Regions from separate parts of the Homo sapiens genome. Here region 1 is linked to region 2. A link is a loop called in an ENCODE intact Hi-C map of the cell type or tissue named here. Cell type or tissue: A673. All regions are shown on one strand.

What was found. A loop is a pair of places that touch in the nucleus more often than their neighbours do. Peaks named below come from ENCODE experiments on the same cell type or tissue, not always from the same donor. Only the 100,000 strongest peaks of a DNase experiment are listed, where the experiment ranks them.
Region 1: it touches region 2 in a loop (2.1-fold over the local background); 1 of 110 quality-filtered maps calls a loop at or near these places.

The regions. Positions count from the first base shown.
Region 1 is chr2:65,787,415-65,795,414 of GRCh38, forward strand. LINC02934 (long intergenic non-protein coding RNA 2934) reads left to right here and starts at 2,661. Exons shown (of 6, transcript NR_187141.1): 1 at 2,661-2,720. RefSeq lists an enhancer at 2,404-2,904. In A673, a CTCF peak has its summit at 3,336 (motif pointing right); DNase peaks (open chromatin) are centred at 3,427 and 7,797; H3K27ac peaks cover 5,208 bases.
Region 2 is chr2:65,996,645-66,004,644 of GRCh38, forward strand. All of the region lies in intron 2 of LINC02934 (long intergenic non-protein coding RNA 2934), which reads left to right. Among named protein-coding and RNA genes, the nearest start is that of LINC02934, 210 kb to the left of the region's middle. In A673, a CTCF peak has its summit at 3,338; DNase peaks (open chromatin) are centred at 2,687 and 3,447; H3K27ac peaks cover 876 bases.

The DNA of each region.
Region 1 (8,000 bases), 210 kb before region 2:
AGGGTAAAGCCAACAATTTCAATAGACCAATTAATAGATATTTATTGAAGGTTGCTATAAATGGGGCACCATTCCTGGGTACTTGAGAGATACAAGATTTTCACTGATATAAATAATACAAATAAGAAAAGATAACCATGCGACAATCTCCTATAAGTGACATTTATCCCAAACTGACAACAGGATTGGAGCTATAGAGATTCAGAGAATCAACAATTGTATGTCCAGCAATTCTGGAATGCTTCACCGAGGAGGAGGGGTTTGCATTGTGTCTTGACAAAAATTCTTTGCTTGACCAAACATTAGTGAGGCTCTTAAATCTTCTTTCCCTAAGTCCATCTGTACACTTCCTTGTAAAATCAAGTTGAACAAAAACTCTGCTAAATTGGTTTAGCCAAAACCCCCCACCCTCCATATCTAATCCCCTTCCATATCTGATTGGGTTCCTTTACCATCCCCAGGTAATGTCTGATCACCCTGGCATCTATCTTCAGCAAGAGTCTTGTTTAGCCAGAGTCTCCCTTACCCTTGATGTCTCCTCTTAGTCATTTTCCATCCACCAACCCCCACCCTGCTCCTCGGCTATAAATTCTGAGTTGCCCACACTGTGTTCAGAATTGAGCCCAGCTCTATACTGAGCTATCTTTTCCCTATAGTAATAGTCTTGAATGAATTCTTTTAATCACTTTAACTCTGATTTTTCTTTGACAGTCTTGAGGAACACATGGAATCTAGTGAGGCATAGAGAAGGTAAATGGCTTTCCAGACGGGAGGGATGGTGTAAACAAGCATGGGAATGGGAAGGGGTCAGATGATTTGGAGGATGGATGCCTGGAGCAGAAGACATGGTACTCCGTAGGATGAAATGCCGATAGGTCATCAGGGGCCAGATGTGTAAACCCCGAGCACTCAGGTGAGGGGAATGGAATTTGTATAAGAGGCTGGGGCAAGACATTGGAAGCTTTGGCACAAAAGTGGAATGTAAGCAAAGTAGACCCTAAGAGGGTGAGTTGAACATAGAACAGACTGTAGGGCAGACCCATGATGTCGGAGGGCTGCTGGCTGACCACCTGCAAAAGGCAGACAATTTTTAGCCTTGGGGAAAGGTGGAGCGAAGGTCTTCAAAAGCGTCAGACTGAGGCTGATACAATTTGGCCTTACACCATGGCCTGGGAAACTGGTACCCTCTGTTCTGCCTCAGTTCCCCACAACTGCTCAACCCCACCTTCTGTCCATCACCTCCCATTCTGATTTCTCCCTCAGCTCGGATGTGCCTGGTTATCTCCTCACCCAGCCTGATCTCAGCCTCATGACTTGGCATTCCTTTCCTCGGCCACTTCCTTGGCTGGCTTCAGCCTCGACCAGAACCTGCCTCCATCTGTTACTCAGGTTTATTGAGACTCATGGCTCACAAGCCTGGCTGCCTCCCCTGGCTGCGTGCCTCATCAAGCCCAGCAGGAGCCAGGGAGACCAGCGAGGAGGTAATGGCCTTAAAAATAAATCATGAGAGTGTTGTGAGGGGCCTTCAATAGATCTTGATAGTGGGGCTTTAGAGGAAGGAACAGTTGCCATAAGTATGTAAGAAGTTATTTATTAAAAAATTTAAGGCCAGGCACAGTGGCTCATGGCTGTTATCCTAGCACTTTGGGAGGCTGAGGTGGGTGGATCACTTGAGCTCAGGAGTTTGAGACCAGCCTGGGTAACATGGTGAAACCCCATCTCTACAAAACATACACAAATTAGCTGGACGTGGTGGTGTGTGCCTATAATTCCAGCTACTTGGCAGGTTGAGGCAGGAGGATTGCTTGAGCCCAGGAGGTTGAGACTGCTGTGAGCCCAGATTGCGCCACTGCACTCCAGCCTGGGTGACAAAATGAGACCCTGTCTCAAACAAACAAACAAATGTACATCACTATTAGGATCCTAGGTAGATAGAGCTCTCTCTGATTAATGTATACTTTCATCTGATTTATAGTTTTTTTTTTTTTTTTTTTTGAGACAGAGTCTCGCTCTGTAGCCCAGGCTGGAGTGTAGTGGTGCAATCTCAGCTCACTGCAACCTCCGCCTCCCGGGTTCAAGCGATTCTCCTGCCTCAGCCTCCTGAGTAGCTGGGACTACAGGTGTGTGCCACCATGCCTGGCTAACTTTTTGTATTTTTAATATAGACGGTGTTTCACCGTGTTAGCCAGGATGGTCTCGATCTCCTGACCTCATGATCTGCCCACCTTGGCCTCCCAAAGTGCTGGGATTACAGGCGTGAGCCACCATGCACAGCCTATAGCTTTTATTTAAGAAAAAAAGGAAATAAAAGTTACATGCATTCACACGATTATTTAACAAATTATTATTGAGAGCCTAGATTCCAATAATAGGAATTCTACATCTTTACTTCTGGACGACTGAAAAAACAAAACCTTAAGTTTTATAGCATCTTGTACTTTACATAGCGTTTTCAAATATATTCACTCGACGCTGAGGACATCTCTGTTGGTAGGTGCTGTTATTTCATTTTTTTCAAGGGAAGAAAATAAAATTTGAAACAGTTTCCACTCAGAATGCCACCCACTAACGAACGGTGGGGTCTGAAACCTGGGCTTCCGACTTGCTGAGCAGCGCTCTCCACCGTAATACGGCTGCCTGCGGAACCGGCTGACCGGAAGTGTGGCTGTGGGTGGTTTACCGCCAGACTGTGATGGTGGCGGGGCACGGCTGCGTGACTGGTGAGTTGGTGAGGACGGGGCAGTGGACTGGGAGCAAGGCAGGCCCTGCCAGGGGGACTGACAGGCTCCAAGGTGATCTTCCTAGGAATGTCCACAGAGTGTGGGACCTGGCCTTGGCTGGGTTGGGTCCATTGTGTGGCTGCAATATAATCAAGTGGAGGACAGCTGTGATGAGACTGGGGGATGCTGCTGTTGGGGGAGTGTGCCCAGACCCCAGGGCAGCAAGGCCAGCTCTAGTCACACGGATTAATCAGGCAAGGCCCCTCATCTGCTGTTGAACATGGGCGCGTGGAAGCACCGGCTTAGGAACAGGCTGGCGCCGAGACGGATGCTTGAACGCTTCTATGGAGGCTGGAGGGCTGGGCTGGGGACGGCAAGGGCCCGGGTGCTGAGCTGAGCACTGACAGGCTTTGCTTCCCTTTGTGTTTTCTCACTTCTGTGCGCGTTAGGCGGGGTCCGGGCATTTACCTTGTTTTGGTTTGGTGATAATTCCCTCTCACAATCTGCAGCGACTGTTTTCTGTTTCATGGGCTTCCGGGTAAGTTGCTTGGTGGATGACCTGGTGTATTTAATTTACTGGGCTCTGACTCTGCAGAGGGCGCTAAATGCTATGGGCTACGGTGTTCAGAACTGGGTTCTGGAGCCCCCAGGAATCCCAGCAAGTGTGTTGCTACCAGAATTCCTTCTCTTCCTGTTCTTTTTGTTTCTGATTCCTAAGCCCCTTCAAGTCACATAGAGGAGGCTATTTGCCAAATTGTGTGAGCCCATTAGTATGTCAATCATGATACCTTCCAAGTGCTTGCCGCTTTGTACATTCCAAAACACTTTCATGCAAAGCAACCCTTGGAATGGTTTTAGAATTCCTGTTATATAGATTGGAAGATATTTTTATTTCCATTTCATACATTGGGAAACTGAGGCTCAAAGGCCATAACACAGGAGAGGCATAGAAAAAGTCTCGCTCCAGGCCTCTTGACATGTGAGCAAGTGCCCTGCCGGACATATGTGCTTCCTCCCTGGATTTTCATTAATTTTTTTGGAAACTTGGTATTGTCATTGAGTGAGCTGAGGTGGTGAGGGAGGCTTACTCTTGTCCTTTAACATTAGCTTTTCAATAATGCTGAAGATGATGATGATAATGACAAATCGCCTATAAGATATGCCCATTCAGAAGTCTCTTGTGTAGTTCCCAGCATTTCAAGGAATTCATTAAAAACTGACATGAACCCCAGGTGACCTCAGGTCTCCTAATGTGCCAATCATTCATCTAAGGAAACAGAACTAAATTACTTGTACCTGAAAGAAAGCCTTTTGCAAAACAAGAGTATATACGCACTCTCACCGGAGCCCAGCAGTTACATTCAACGGTGGCAGTTATTATAAATGGCTATATTCCTACGGCAACCCTGGAGAAAGAAAGAAAATTGTGCAACCAATTTAATGAGGTGTGTGTGTAAGAGGGATGGTTAGCAATTTGTCTTTAACAATCTTGTTATACAGCAAGAGGCTCTAAGGGGAAAGAGAGAAAGAGAGAGACCGGGAGTCAATGCTCTATTTTCTAACAATTCTCAAGAGAGAGGAGATAAAGACCAAGAGAATTCACTGAGCAAATGTTTTCTTTGTGGCAACAAATGCAGGCTTCGTGCTTGCAGAACCACTAGGCACTATGTAACGAGAAGGGTTATAAATCTGGATGTAACGAAGGTTTCACCCCAGTGGTAATAGAGTTAGAGGGTGAAAGGTTGCATCTTGTTCAACCTTCTCTGGAATCGTTTTCTATAATGCTGGCAAGTAATTTTGTGGCATTTCTGGATGCTTAACTGAATAAAAAGAAATACTTATTTGGTACTGGAACCACTATTAGCAAGGTGGGCAGTTGAGAATCTACCTAAGTATCCAGTAATGTTAAAATGAAATGGCAGAAAACCATTTTAATTGCATCATCTAGTGCCTCTAGACATGTGGGCACTTGTGTTCCCGGTGGTGACACACAATATGGAGAGATATTTAATTGGGCACTTTTGAAAAGAGAGCCCCTCTCAACAGGGACTACATCTTGGGCTTGTGCTTAGAAGACATTCAGCTCAAGAGCTGCCCTGGTGCACATTTCCTCTGCCCCTTTGGTTGCCTTTAGGTTCATCAAGTTCTAATTAGTTATTCTTTAGTTAATTCAGAAATGAAACCTTTATTGAGCAATTACTATGTTTCTGGCCTTATTCTAGATTCAATGATGTTTAGAAAGATTTTTACAACACAGTTTGCTGTTAGTCTAGACTTTTTGCTCCCTAGTGAAAGGGAACTTTTGGCAGCATCAAGAGGTAATTCAGTAGGATTCTATCTCTTCAACTTCATAATCTCCATTGTTTCCCAAAACCAATTCTAATATTAAAAACAATACAATGTTTTATCAACGTTAAGATGCCCTCTATTGTTAAAAAAAACTGTTATTTTATGTACCACTTGCATAAAGAAAAAATATCTAAGATGGGAGGTCTAATAGGAGACCTCTTCATAGGCAGGACACCAAAGAGCTACGCACTCGGTGAAAGGGGTAAGGAAAATTCTCCAGCAGGGCCAGCAAGGAAACTTGCATGTCTCAGCCTTGGGCCTCTGCAGAGGGAAGAAAATACAAGTCTCTGTGAGAATCTGAGCCATAATCTAATACAGATGGAGCATCCTTAATCTGAAAATTCAAAATCCTAAATTCTCCAAAATCCAAAACTTCTTGAGCTCCAACATGATACCACACGAGGCAAATTCTACACCGGACGTCACACAATAGGCTCCAGTCAAAATGTTATCAAAACTGTTTTGTGTACAAAACTATTAAAAATAATGCAGAAAATTACCTTCACACTGTGTGTCTAAGGTGTATAGGAAATGAATTTTATGTTTAGATTTGAGTCCCACTCCCAAGAGATCTCATTATGTATGTACAAATATTCCAGAATCTGAAAAAATCTGCAAAGCAAAACACTCCTGGTCCCAAGCATTTTGGAAAAGGGACACTCAACCTGCCAACCTGTAGTCACACAGGTCTAAAGTCTGAATTTACACCATTGGTGGGGTCCAATAATTCTCAAGCAGAGAAATCAATTTCCAGTGGGCTTAAGTAAGTTTGGCAGAAACAAATGCAGAATCCTTTCTGGAAGAATTCGACTTCATTTCAAGCCCACAGATTATAAAAACGTATTGATTACGTGATACACTCTGATTTTAGGGATTATGAAAATGTGAGAATAATGTGCATCTAAGAATTGATGAACAGTGATAGTAATAATAATGCTTTTCATGACTAGTATATTAATATAATTTTATGTAATTATTATTCTTTCCATTTGCTATGGACAGTGAAATTTTTCTGAATCTTCTGTAAACTGTGAATAAAAGCATTTTAAGAATTTTCTTGGCTGGGTATGGTGGCTCACACCTGTTATCCCAGCATTTTGGGAGGCTGAGGTGGGAGGATTGCTTGAGCTCAGGAGTTCAAGACCAGCCTGGGCAACATAGCAAGACCTCCTCTCTACAAAAAACAAAACACAATAAAACAAAGCCCCCCAATCCCCCAAACTTTCCTATGTTTATTGATCTGTAATCAACAAGCTTGCTATTCATATTCAGTTCTAAGAAAGTCCCATAGTCTCTCCCCAAATTAGATTGCCCTCCAAAGACCTTCCTATAAAGAAATGAGGGTACCCCAGCTGAAACCCAGTTCTAACCGACTTAAACAAAAAAAGGAAATATATGGTTCATGTATCCACATAAGTCCAGGGGTTAGATATGGCTGGATCCAGACACTCAAGTGTTCTCATCCAGACCTTGTAATTGCTCATCTCTTTTTTCTGCTTTCTCCGGTGCTGTGCTGGATTCAGAGCTTGGCTCTACATGAGGCTTTCAGCACCCTTGGGCCTAAATCTTCATCCCTGTTTGCAGTCTCAGGAGAAAGCAAGGTTCTCTTTTCCACTTCCATCAAAGACCTCAGAATTGAGTCTCATTGTTTGGTTGGATCATGTGTCCATCTCTGGTACAGGAAGATCATGAGTTGGATCCTGTGTCCATTTCTGGCATATGAAGAAGGTTTTGGGTACCCCCAAGTCATAGGGACTGAGAGTGGAGAGGAGTGATCCTCACCAGGGGTGCAATAATCAGAACAAGGGGACTTGGATGCTAATCAAGATGGAAGTCATGAGTTGTATGCTGGAAACAGTGGATGTCCTCTACATGTCCTCCTTGTCCTGGAGGAGGTACAGTTCACTTGTGGGCATACCCACAATGAGGTAAAATGACAACTCAAGATGTCAACTGAAATTAAAGATATCTCTGTGAGAGATGTGACAAGGTTCTATGTAACAGATGCCACAAGAAGTACCACTGTAAGAGCTAAAAGAGGAAGAAGTGCCTGGACTAGGGTAACTGGGAACACCTTGTGGAAGAATTTGACAGGAGGAGAGGATGTGGTGAAGGATGAGGGAGAACCAGAAGGAAAAGAGTAAGAACAATGGTGTGCGGAGGGATAAGCAAGATCATGGTATCCTAACTCTGGAAAATTGGTTGACTTTGTGTGTGCCTAGTGTTCTGTGGACTCCTCAGCTTGTGCTCAACCCCTGCTTCTATTCCTGGACAGAGGACATACTCTCCAGTGAACAGAAGAACTCCCTCAGTCTGGAGAAGTCCACTGGGATGAAAAGATTCCTAGATCTAATTCTGATCCTGTCTCAAACTAGCCGTGTGACTGGAGCAAGGCATTTAATTTCTTTTGGCTTCTGCTACCTTATTGGAAAATAGTAATGATTTACCTGTCACATTTGTCTCACAGGGTTGTTGTGAGAACCCAGAGTAGTGTTTGTGAAGGTGATTTGAAACATAAAGTTCTGACGCAAATGTAAAGCATTGTCTATGGCACACAGACTAGTGTTGGTCTAATTGAAAGCTTGTACTCTGCTTGTTTCACCTTTTATTTTTGTTAGGGACTTTCTATAGATTGTGAAAATAAGCAATAAATTTATGTGGGTTACTAGAATTATGAAAATGGAATTTCTGATCCTGAATTAACCAGCTTTCCCCTGAGCCAGTTTATCTACGGCAGGTAGGGTATCTCTATGCTGTAATAAAATTTCCTTCCTTCCTTCCTTCCTTCCTTCCTTCCTTCCTTCCTTCCTTCCTTCCTTCCTTCCATTCATCCAATATTTGTTGAGTTGGGCACATTACTTAGCATATACGTAGAATGGAATTAAGACAATTAACTTAGAATCGCTTTGCATATTATTGCTTTATTTGTTT
Region 2 (8,000 bases):
TCTCTGTACAGGGGAGCTTCTTCTTTCTTTCTTCTCCCTTCTTTCTTGCCTATTAAACTCTCCCTCTCTGCTCCTTAAACCCACCCCAAAAAAAACAAAGTAGTGATAAACAATATGTAAACAGACCAACGTGGTTGTTTAAAGCAGACCAATGTGGTCATTTTATTTATGGTATTCATTATGAGACTAAAGTTTTATTTATGAATACCAAAATTGAATTTTCATATAATTTTCATGTGTCATAACATATTATTCTTTTGATTTTTTCCAACCATTAAAAACTGTAAAAACCACTTAGCTCACAGGCTGTACAAAAACAGGCAGAGGGCTGAGTTTGGCCTGTGAGCCATAGTTCACTAATCCCAGCATTAGAGCATCTCAATCTGTAACCTGTATTTCTTAGCTATTCTCTCCTATTGTTCCCTGGATTTCTCTGGGGTTTGTTCTGGATGAATTCCTCAATAATATCTTCCAGTTCCAGAATTCTACTCTTGATCTTGTCCAGTCTAGATTTTAACTTGCCTTACAAGTTTCTTTTATAATTTCTGTGACTTTATTTTTCATTTCCAAGATTTCTAATTGGTTCTTTTGCAGACTTACATGATCTTATATTATTTCTGCCTGTTCTTGTTTCACAGTTTGTTGTCTCTGATTTTTGTGTGCGTGTGCATTTTTGAGACAGAGTCTTGCTCTGTCACCCAGGCTGGAATGCAGTGGCATGATTATAGCTTACTGCAGCCTAAACCTCCCGGACTCAGGCGATCCTCCCACCTCAGCCTCTCAAGCAGCTGGGACTACAGGCATACACCACCATGCCCGGCTAAGTTTTGTATTTTTTGTAGAGATGTTGCCTAGGCTGGTCTCAAACTCCTGGGCTCAAGCAGTCTACCTGCCTTGGCCTCCCAGAGTGCTAGGATTATAGTCATGAGCCACCATGCCTAGCCTTTTTTCTCTTAAATAAAGGCTATTACTTCGTTTTTAATTGAGTACTTTAAATACGCTTATTTTAAAGTCTTTGTTATGCTGTTCTATAAAATCAATTTTATCTGGCATGAATTCATACTCCTATTGCTAATTTTTAGCTACTTTTCTTAGCACTAGATTATCTAATATATTTTGGAATTTTGTTATAGAGACTCATTTTGAGTGGGCTCCTCCCCCTCCCCTCCCCTCCCTACCACAGACACAGAGACACACACACACACACACACTCACACATACACACTTCTCTCCCTTAGTGATCACCTCTCCTTGTCTAGTGGGTTTGTGGCCTCCGCCTTACCCTCCTCCGTCTGCCCTAAATTTAGGATCAGATCTTGTAATAACAGCATTTTAGTCTTCTCCTTAAGATAATATTAAGAGTGTGGCAAAGCCAGGCACTAAGCCAGTGGATGGATGGCTTAGCTCCTTTCTTGTTTGTGAAGCTGATTATATCTCTGCCTAGCTCCATGGGCCCATATCCCTAATGCTAGGCACAATGTGGTGGTAGTGTCCCTCCCCGACTTTCAGTTTCATTTTGTCTACAGGGCAGCCTCACACTAGTCCCTAGCTTCAACCTCTCATTTAATATGGAGCTGGGTTCCTGGCTCTGATGCTTGCTTCCAGACCTGGAACCCTGTTGGCCAGTTGCTATAGCCAAGCCCACCACTTTGCATTTCTGGCCCAAGAATGTTTATCCTACTACTGAGCTCAGTTATGTCTTTGGATGATTTCTGAAGATTTGGAGAGAGGGATTGCATCAAAGTTTCTCACTCTGTATCATCTTGACCAGAAAAAAATTACTGGTTTAACTGCCAGAACGTAAGCAACTTGAGTGTAGAGCATCTGTCTATCCTCTTGGCCACTATATTGCTGGTATTAAGCATAGAATAGCTACTAAATTAATGTTTCTATAATAGATGACAAAGAAATAATATAGATAATTAATGAACAATCTAGATATGTATTAAAATCAAATCTTATTCTTTATGCAAGTTGCATTTTTTTAATGACAAGCATAATTAGGACCATACTTACTCATCCATTTATCCCATGTATTCAGTGCTTGCAGGAGATATTTGTGGAAGTAGGGCAAGCCCATGTATTCATAAGTTACTCTTCTGCTTCCTATTAGCATTAGTCTTTGCACCTGTGAGAAAAATAAATAGAACAATGTAAATTTAAAAAATGCCAATTATCACTTTCATTACAACATTATTATGCTACCAGTAAGGTAAAAATAAAGGGAGTTGACGCAATGACAGAGGCATTTCTTGATGTTCAATTACCTGCTCTTGCCATATTAGAGGCATGCATCAAGACCTTAAGTGAAGTTCTATCATTTCTGTGCTTTATAAAGTTGCTTCCTGTTTTAGTTCAAAAGCATTTATGTAACATGCATAACCAGGTCTTGAACCCCATGTCAAGACCTCTGTGAGTGTAGCAGTCCTAACTGTCTACTTGGGTAAATGGTCTCCAACTATCCCCATTGGCATACTAGCGTTGATGGATTCTAGAGACTAGAAGCCTGGTAGACTGGCAAGAGAAGACCGCATATTAAGTCTAAACCCTCTGTTCTCCCTTCTTTGTTTAATTTGGCAAGCTTACAGAAACAAATGGTTCTTCTGAATTCTACTCTTATTGGGTCCCAGAGAGTAAGGAGTTGCCACTTATGTTGAGAACTTCTCAACACATTGAGAGACAGCTGCATTTCTTGGGTAAGGGTTACAGTCTGTCTACTGTTTGTGTCTCTGTTAGGTGTGGGTGGAGCTTGTTAAGTCCATCACAGGGGAGATTTATCTAGCAGAGATGCAGCAAATATGTGTTAGGTATTATTATTAAGAGCTAGTTTGCTCCAATTCTAAGCCATGCTAAGTGCTGAAGAACAATTTATATTGCCAGCTACAATAGTAATATTGGGAGCTTACTGAGATGGCAGAGTAATCTTGTTAGCTATACTACTTTTCTATATTGAAAACATAAAGTACTCTGCATCAAATCATACAATCTACATTTTCCCTTTCTCTCTTTGATTATGAACTATTACTATGCTTTGCCATAAAATATGAAAGTTTTACATTTTGATAGTTTTTCAAACACTGATTTTACTTTCTGTGCAAATACTTCATATCTTTCCAGCATAATTATTTAGCAGCCTTTTCGGGTTAATTATTGTCATTAACAATATGAGTCCTATGAGGGAATATCAATTAAAATACGCACAGCTGAACTTTCAAATGAGTAAATAATTTAGTTTTGGAAAATGACTGGAAACAGCAGGGTAACAGTCAAAAGGGGAACAATTATTTTAATGCTTATTTGACAAATGAGTCATTTTTACAGCAAATTAGATTCTTATCATAGCACCCCTACTGGTTACCACAGGAAAGCTGTTAACATGAGTTTTTAAAATAAAAGCTGTTAAGTTATGCATGCAAAGTTAAGGAAATCATTTGTATGACGAAAAGGTGATTAGGATATGCATTGTTAGCTGATGGAATACTGCCACTGGGATCTAATTAGGGCCATAAATCAAGCAAAATGATGTGTGTATATAGGGCTTGAAACATCAGAGTGATGTGTGCCATTGACAGTGAGATGGATGACTTCCCCCACCTCTGACTTTCATGGCTGTCCTTGTCTTTGTGCTGGCCAGACCCTAAAGTCCTACTTGAAGTAGGATGGAGACTGAGCCATGGGAATTTCCCACTTGTAAAGGATGCCATGAAGGTCTCCAGGATGGACTGTCATTTCTTCCCATTAGGAAAAAGCTCAGGAAAACCAGAATGGTGGCCTTTAGGATAAATAGCTTTGAGATGAGTTCCAACTTGTGCTTTGTCAGCTTAACTTACTTTTTAAAATTTATTTTTGACTCAGTAATTTTTAGAAGGGAAGAAGAAAGGAAACAAGGATGAGAGAAAGAAGGATGAAGGAAGGAAGAAGGAAAGGAAGGAAGGAAAGAAGGAAGGAAAGAAGAAAGAAAGGAGAAAAGGAAGGAAGGAAAGAGGAAAGGAAAGAAGAAATGAAGGAAGGAAGGAGGGAAGGAAGGAAGAAAAAAGGCAGGCATTTACAGAACCCATGTATTATTTCCAAGATATAAATAGTACTTACTCTAGGCCTCATATCTTGAGTTCAACCCAGAGTTGAGGCAAAGCCTATCTGTAGAGTTTTTGGAGTTCTGAAAGTAGATGCACACATGCATCATTTTCTAGCTTTTGCTCATGTGTTTGAATTGCTTACCCCATCATGCCATGGACATCATTCTGTGTCAAAGATTGAAATCACTTTTCTCGACCTGTGTGGGAAGTTGAGTGGAGTAAATTGGACAGAGGCTGCCTACTAGTCATAAAAATCAGGCTCCAAGAAATGTTCTAGGGAATCAGACCCCCAGCCAAATTATCTAGGCCAATCCCAGACCTGTAGTGTCAGCATCACCACAGGACTTGTTAGGAATGCATTCTCAGGCCCACCCAGAACTACTGAGTCAGAATCTCTGGGGATGAGGCCCAGCCATCTGTGTTTTCACAGATTCTTTAGTTGATCCTGATGCATGCTCAAGTTTGAGAAGCACTGATCTAGGCTAGTCCCTGGAAGATCTAAACTGACACTAATTCTTTCAGATGATTATAAAAATTATTCCAAGAGCTCATCAGGACTTAAGTGCCCTTATGAGACATCAACCCTAATACACTTCACTTCCCTCTGCTGTTTACTGCTAACTATAGGTGTGACCATACATCTTTAGCTTAATGTTTCAGGGTCTAAACTTTTCATGGGGGAAACAAGGGAGGAAACTTTGCCTACAAGGAGGCAGAGTTTTGGACTGATTAACTTGCAACTCTGTTACAAGTTAAAAGTCCTTGATTTGTCATTTTGAGTATGGCTGGGAAGATTACAACACAGCAAGAATACATATCAAGAGACACTTTCATTACAGTTTTTTTGAACTCTCTAAAAATTGTCACTCTGACTTATTTCCCCCTTGTGAATTTTCTGTAGAGAGACCTTAACTTCAGGCTCTGATCTTTGCTTGGTAAACATCTACACTTCAAGTTTAAAGAGTTTACTTTCAAGGAGGACACACTTATATCAGCTTTTTGAGAGCTCTTAGCCTTGGAACTAAGTAGCTCTGTTCCTCCCTCCTCACATTGCCCCACCCAGTGGGATTTTGACTTCATCCCTTTCTCATCATTGAGAAATATGATGCTTGTGTCTGTCTTGAAATTCGGTCCAAATCACGTTCTTTTATTATGAGCTTTTTGCCTCCCACCTAATGCTAGACTTGAGTAGTTTCTGTTAACTATTTGGTGTTGACGGAATGAACTTCCCCACCCAATAATTTCACTAAACCAGTTCTGCAGAAGCTCCTGGCTCATTGAGATGGGGTTGAGAGATGGGGATGAGGGAATGGAGGGGTCAAGTGAGGTGTATAAAATTTTTAGCAGCTGCTAACCTGGGGGAGGCAGGGATGTAGGAGAGAAAAATTTATCAAGGCCCCAGCAGAAGAAGGTGGACATGGGGTAACATTTTGGAAATGCTTATTTCGGGGAGCAAAGTTTAGGAGTATCTAACTCATGTCTAATTTTGCCTTGAGGAAGGCCATGAAGATCATCTTTATTTGAGCTTCCAAGATGTGTCACTTCTCTCACATGACCTCTCTATAGCTACCACTATTTTCCCCAATGTCTTAAAAAGAAAAAAACAAACTATTTTTCAAAAGAATCAATGTGTTTCTAGTTAGCTAGCACAGCATCAGCTAGTCAAAGACTTTTATTTCACAGATGGGGAACTAGACAAAATGAAGGCCACATGGCTGGGCATAAACTAGGCTGTCTGACTCATGGCTCAGTGTATCACAGGGGCTTCCAGCACCTGGCAAGACCCCATGGTCACCATCTGTATTAGTCAGTGTTCTTCAGAGAAACAGAATCAATGGGATATAGAGAGATACATATTAGAAGAGATCTATTATAAGAATTGGCTCATGCAGTTATGGAGGCTAAGAAACCTCACAATCTGCTGTCTGCAAGCTGGAAAACCAGGAAAGTTGGTAGTGTCATTCAGTCTTAGCTGAATCCCAAAAACCTGAGAACCAGGAATGCCGATTTCTGAGGGCAGGAGGAGATGGGTATCCCAGCTCAAGCAGGGAAAGCAAATTCACCCTTCCTCCTGACTAGTCAGGTCCTGTTTAGTCACGTCCTCACTAGATTGGATGATGCCCACCTATATTGGTGAAAGGAATCTTCTTTACTCTGTCTGCTGATTAAAATGTTGATTTCTTCCAATCACCCTCACAGATATATTTAGAAATAATATTTTACCAGCTATCTAGGCATCCCTTAGCCCAGTCAAGTTGAAACACTGCACCTAACTATCACGCAATCATAGTAAGTATCATTTAGATGATTGAATCCCTAGAACAGCCCTAGAAGGTAGTTCTTACCACACAGAAGAGGGACTGAGGTTTAGCGATCTTATAGAACTCTCCCTTTGTCACACAGCTGGTGGATTATAGAGCCTGGACTTTGACACCCTCTAATGACCCTAAAGCCTGTTCATGGGACTGCGTCATTGTGTGTCCATGTGGATGATGGCTTCTAGATAAAATGAGCATCACAATTCGTTTTCTCAATTTTTCTGTTAATTTCTAGGCCTCATACTTTAGAATATATATGCTCGATCATGACTAGTAGAATGTGAAGGAACAGTTTTAAGGACAAGAGTTGTAGAAATTCATACAATTAAAGATTAGTCCAGTTAGAACTCCTTGTATGTACATAAATAAAGGTAATTTTAAAGACTCAGTTCTTCCTCATCCCCCAGGAGATTTTCCCCACAGAAAGGACCCTTAGAGGTTCCATGTTTCTACATTTGCAGAATTCTTCACTTACTCTGGCTTTCTTTGGAAGGGATCTGACATAGCCACATATATTTAGTATTTTACACAGGATCCTGCTTTGACAGGGAAGTCAGAATTCACAGATAATTCTGGTTTATGTTAAAACATGGACTACTGTTAGAATTGTGTTAATTTTCAGCACCCCAGGCAGACTGAACCACATCCACTCTAAAGACCTTGCAGACAGAGGTAGTGCTCTGGCAGCAGCTCAAGAAACCAATAAACACTGGGAGAGACATGATTTGGATTTGAGGAAGCCATTCAAGCCTAGGGCCTTAGAGTGGCCATGAGAAGGACTGTGTCCCTCAGTGTCGTTCTGCTTCTTGGTTCTTGCTGTCAATTTCTGCTCAACTCAGGCCACACCTCCCCCATGGAGACTTCCAAGATCATATGAACACTATGACCAAAGTATTGGAATTCTTTTTTCCTTTTGTTTCTCCCCTTCCTCCTCTCCTTTCTTCCCTCCTCTCTTCCTTCCTCTCCTCCTTTCCTTCCTTCCTGCCTCCTCCCTTCCTTCCCTCCTCCTTTCCTTCCTTCTCTCCTTCCCTTCCTTCCCTTCCTTCCCTTCCTTTCTACTTCCCTTCCCCTTCTCCTTCCTTCCTTCCTTCCTTTCTTCCCTCCCTCCCTTCCCCTTCCTTCCTTCCCTCCTTCCTTCCTTCCCTCCCTTCTCCTTCCCCTTCCCCTTCTCCTTCTCCTTCCTTGCTTCCTTCCTTCCCTCCCTCCCTCCACCCTTCCTTCCTTCCCTCCTCCTTTCCTTCCTTCTCTCCTCCCTTCCTTCCTCTCTTCCCTCTCCCTTCCTACTGTCTTTCCTTTCCTTTTGCCCAGTTTCTGGTTTTGTCTCTTCTCTTTCTCTTTTTCCCGCTTTCTTAATTTCATTGGGCTTTCAAGAATTTCTTGTTTTTAAAATTCCACACTGAAGAAATAGTTTGTCCCTGCATAAACAGCCCCAGCGATGAGAGTTCAGCCCACGAGAAGTGGAGCTGTTGGTATGGGTCCACTAATGAACAGTTTAATTATGAGAGAACCCATTACACTAAGAGTGTCTCAGTGGTCCGGACGAGTGAATGCTGGCTGATGTTTGGAGTGAAGCAGACATGTCCACTGGGTGAGCCCCATCTGTAGT